Regions from separate parts of the Homo sapiens genome. Here region 2 is linked to region 1. Evidence: chromatin loops called from intact Hi-C (ENCODE). Cell type or tissue: IMR-90. All regions are shown on one strand. Region 1 overlaps LOC105373508 (a long non-coding RNA gene). Region 2 overlaps NPAS2 (neuronal PAS domain protein 2).

What was found. Peaks named below come from ENCODE experiments on the same cell type or tissue, not always from the same donor. Only the 100,000 strongest peaks of a DNase experiment are listed, where the experiment ranks them.
Region 2: it touches region 1 in a loop (4-fold over the local background); 1 of 110 quality-filtered maps calls a loop at or near these places.

What each region holds. Positions count from the first base shown.
Region 1 is chr2:100,741,074-100,743,573 of GRCh38, reverse strand. It overlaps LOC105373508 (a long non-coding RNA gene), which reads right to left. Exons shown (of 2, transcript XR_007087156.1): 1 at 2,363-2,500. Among named protein-coding and RNA genes, the nearest start is that of LINC01868, 62 kb to the right of the region's middle. In IMR-90, no CTCF peak of the experiment used is centred here; DNase peaks (open chromatin) are centred at 453, 1,033 and 1,473; H3K4me3 peaks cover 198 bases; H3K27ac peaks cover 1,216 bases.
Region 2 is chr2:100,918,063-100,920,562 of GRCh38, reverse strand. The region is part of intron 2 of NPAS2 (neuronal PAS domain protein 2); the gene reads right to left. Among named protein-coding and RNA genes, the nearest start is that of NPAS2-AS1, 58 kb to the left of the region's middle. In IMR-90, a CTCF peak has its summit at 1,083; no DNase peak of the experiment used is centred here.

The DNA of each region.
Region 1 (2,500 bases):
TCAGCCTCCTGAGTAGCTGGAACTACAGGTGCCCGCCACCATGCCTGGCTAATTTTTGTATTTTTCGTAGAGACAGTTTCACCGTGTTGGCCAGGATGATCTCAGTCTCCTGAACTCAGGTGATCTGCCCACCTCAGCCTCCCAAAATGCTGGGATTACAGGTGTGAGCCACCGTGCCCAGCCTGATATTTAATTTTGAACTTCCATGTTGTATTGGAAATAAAGCATTAAATTGTTAATTCTTGCTTCTCTATTCACCCGTGACCTTAAGGTGTTAGGGTCTGTGGATGAATCAACCATTTGGACTCTTACATCTGCTCCTTTATGTGCAGAAACACAGGGAGAGAGTCAAGCCAAGTGCGGCTCCCCTACTTGGCCAATGTGAATAGTAAAGTGCTGTGTGAGTGGAAAAGCAGTTAGATTTCCTAACTTTACTACACTGGGATTTCCCAGGAAAGCACAGGCTGGAAGAATGATGTAATGGGTATATTTTACATATGTTTTCAATAAGCATGCCTGTGTGGGCCATTCATGGAAAAACCCTTCCCATCAAGTCACACCACGTGGGACAGAGTCTGGCAGTACCAGCAGTGCCCCAGTCCCCATAGTCTCCTGTTTCAGTCGTTAAAAGGCGATTTTGACTCTCCCTTTGTAGAAATCATACAGCTTCTGTATCTGATCAGAAGGTCAACAACACAATCATCTGATGTTAGGCTAGAGGTAAGAACAGCCGGCTCTGGGGTTCCCGGAGGAAGGAATTGCCAATCTCGCCTGAAAGAACTGGTAAGAACCCTCCTCCATTCCCTGACACTGAAACATGGGAAGAAGCTCAGTCCAGCTGTTCTTGATCAAGGCTGGGACTTGTCAAGTGTCATGAGTAGCCTGCCCAGACAGAAATGAGCGGGGGAGAGGGTTTTCTTAGTTTGGACCAATTCTGGCATCATAGTTTTGATCACAGTTGTCTGTTGGAGTGAACTTGGCAGAGAAATACAGTAAGTCTGTAGAAACTCAGTCAGGATGGAATGCACAGTCTTCAATGGGGAATTTTATAAAGACCACAAAATAGCTCAGTTAAGACTGACTAACCCCACACAATGGCAGAAGAACGACATAGTTTCATTTATTCCACAAATATTTGCTGAGTGTCTGCCCCAGGCCAGGCACTGTCGGCACTGAGGAGATAATAGTGTACGGTGTGGCTGCAGCCCCTGGGTTCAAAGGGCTTGTATTTTAGATGGAAAGACCCACGACTAAACAGTCCATGACACAAATGTGTAAAAAGTATGGTGGAAAGGGAAACTCAGGGTTGCACAGCCAACACACACCTACCTGGTCTAGGTGCAGCAGAAGATAGCCCTTGAGCAAATGGCTATTGGAAGATTTATTTTTAAAAAATTACTTGTGGTAAGATCATGTAACATTAGATCTACCCTCTTAATAAATTTTTGAGTGTATGCTACAGTATAGTGAACCACAGGCAGAATGCTGTACAGCAAATCTCTAGAACTTACTCATCTTGCCTAACTGAAACTTTATACCCATCAAGTCACAACTTCCTATGTCCCTCTTCCCCCAGCTCCTGGCAACCACCATTCTACTTTCTGCTTATAAGAGTTTGACTATTTTAGATACCTTTTTAAGTGACATCATGCAGTATTTGTCCTAAATATGTCACTTGCTATAATGTCCTCGCTTTCATCCAAGTTGTTGCATATGGCAGGATTTCCTTCTTTTTAAGGCTTAATAATATTCCATTGTCCATATGTACCCTATTGTCTTTATCCATTCACCTGTTGATGGATATTTAGTTTGTTTCCACATGTTGGCTATTGCGAATAGCCAACAGTAAACATGGGAGTGCAAATATCTCTTTGAGATCCTAATTTTACTTCTTTTGGATAAATACCCAGAAGTGAGATTGCTGTACCATAAACTAATTCTATTTCTAATTTTGTGAGGAATTAAGATACCGTTTTCCATAGTGGCTTCATCATTTTATATTCTCACTAACAGTGTAAAAGGGCTCTAATTTCTCCAATGCTTACCTTCTGTGTTTTTTTGGGGGGATAGGGGTGGGGGTGGGGGCGGGTAATAGCCCTCCTAACTAGTGTAATGTGACATTTCATTGTGGTTTTCATTTGCATTTTCCTGATGATTAGTGATGTTGAGCATGTTTTCATGTACTGTTTGGCCATTCGTATGCCTTCCTTAAAGAAATGACTACTCAAGTGCTTAGCCCATTTTTAAATTGGGTTATTTCACTTTTTTACTATTGAGTTATATGAGTTCCTTATAAATTTTGAATATTAACCCCTTGTCAGATATATAGTTTGCAAATATATTTTCCCGTTCCATAGGTTACCTTTTCACTCTGCCAATTGTTCCGTTGCTATGCAGAACAGCATTCCCATTTTCCCATTCCACAGGTTACTTTTTCACTCTGTTAATTGTTCCGTTGCTGTATTCTGTTTTTGTTTTTGTGTACTGTGCTTTTGGCATC
Region 2 (2,500 bases), 180 kb before region 1:
CAACTAGTCTATCTGGATACACATAGTAGGGGATTGAGCAGAAAGGCACTCATGGGTGGAACTCAAACATCCAGTTATTAAATGCAATACAGACAGACCTCCAGGGAAGTGGGGCACAGGTTACCTTCCAGTACCCTTAAAAACTGTACATGTTTATGGGGTACAATGTGATGTTTTGATATATATATATACAACATGGAATGATTAAATTAAGCTAATTACCATATCAGTCACTTCACTTATTTGTGGTGAGACATTTGACATTTACTCTCCTTGCAATTTTGAAATATACAACACTGTACGTTATTATTAACTACAGTCACCCTGCTGTGTGATAGATCTCAAAACCTGATTCCTCCTGTCTAACTGAAGCTTTCTACCCTTTGACTAACATCTCCCCACTCCCTCCCCCTTTGACAGGAGGACCCTCTTCCACTTCTGACTTGAGGGTTCTCTGGACAAGGGCAATTAGAGACAGGAAGAGTATTTGTTCTATATTCTCTGATTAGCACCTTCTGTGCACAAGGCGCTCCATCAAGCGATATGGAGGAGGCGGCAATGAAGAGGTCTTGGCCCTCAACTAAAAGCAGCTCAGTGTCTAGAGGAAGAGATGGAACTCATTCCTCAGAAGCTGGTATAGGGGGTGCAATACAATACTGCCCGGTGAGAAGTTCCAACGAATCGCCAAGGGTGCTCACCAAGGAGGGAGCCCAGCCACGGAGCCCCTAGAGGCAAGAACATGAGGTGGCTTTGAGGGGTGCATAGTCAGGGGTGGAGAGGACAGCCCAGGGGAAAGCTGGGTGGTCAAGTTTGGCAGCAGAGTTGGGCTCAATTGGAGAAGGAAAGGATAGGGTGGGGAGGCACGGGGAGACCGACGGCGCAGTCGTGAATGGTAGGCCAAGCAACCTGGTCTGAGCTTTTGGATGAGTGGGGACAGGGAAAGGAAATGAAATGGGTCCTCAGGAAAGGATGAGGGACCCAACTTAAAGGGGAAGTGAGTAGAGACAGGAAGGGTCCGTGAGGCTCCTCCACCCCAAAGCACAGCACGGCGCTGCTGCTCCCTACCGCCCCCAGCGGGGGATGTAGGGAAAGAGCCAAGCAAGGCTCAGTCAAACTTCATTAGCCTCGAAAAAGTGACGCTGACGGTGGGTGCTTTAAAACGTTTTTTTGTTTTTGTTTTTGTTTTTTTTCCCCTTAAAATTAACACACAGTGAGCCTGACTTTTTCTTCGGGGACACGGTTCTATACGTTTTAGCACATGTATAAAGGTATGCAACCGTCATCACCATCAAGACGAGAGAGAGCTCTCTACAAAACTCTCATGCCCTCCACTCCCACAAAACTCTGGCCAGCTCGGTTCTGTTCTCCATCCCTATGCTCTTTTCAAGAATGTCGTAAAAGTATAATCCTATAGCATGTAACCTTTTGAGCCTGGCTGCTTCTACCCAGCATAATGCCTTTGAGATTTATTCAACTTGTGTCTGTCAATACCGTGTGCCTTCTCATTGGTGAGTAGTTTTCTACTGTACGGGTGTTCCACAGCCGGTTTATGCATTCACCCATTGAGGAAATGTGGGTTGTTTCCAGTTTGGGTAATTATGAATACAGCTACTATGCCCATTGGTGTACAGGTTTTTCAGTGAACGTGTTTGTATTTTTCTGAAGTAAAGAATCCAGGACTAGAACGTCTGGGTCATATGGAAACTATATGTTTATAAGAAACTACCAAACCGTTTTCCAGAGTGGCCATGCCATTTTACCTCCCTACCAGCAATGTATGAGTGATCCAGCGTTCTACAACCTTAAAGGGAATTAATATTGTCAGTACTTTAAATTTTAGCTAATCTAAGAAAGTTGCGGTGGTACATTATTAGAGGTTTAATTTGCATGTATCTAATGGCTAATGGCAGTGGACATCTTTTCACTTTTTTTGACATCTGTAGACCCTCTTTGAGGAAGCATCTGTTCATATCTTTTGCCCATTTTAAAATTGGGTTGTCTATTTCCTTACTATTGAGTTTTGACAGTTGCTTGTATTTTCTGGATACAAGTCTTTTGTCAGAAATGTGATTTGTCAGTATTTTCTACCCGACTATAGCTTGCCTTTTCAATCTCTTAATAGTAACTTACAGAGTGAGTTTTTAATTTTGATGAGGTCCAGGTTTAACAATTTTTTCTCTTACGAGTTGTACTTTTGGTGTTAGGTCTAGGAACTCTTTGCCTAACCTTATAGACTACAAAGACTTTCTATTTTTTCTTCTTATGGTTTTACAGTTTTACGTATTTTACATTTAGATTTATAATTTCAGTATTGATTTTTATTTCATGAATAGATGTTGCATTTTGCCAAAGTCTTTTTCTGCATCAATTGATATAATCATGTGGTTTTTCTTTTGTAACTTCATAACATAACGGATTACATTGATTTTTGAATTCTGAATAGCCTTGCATTCCCTAGATAAGCTCCACTTGATTGTAATTTAAAATATATATAAATATA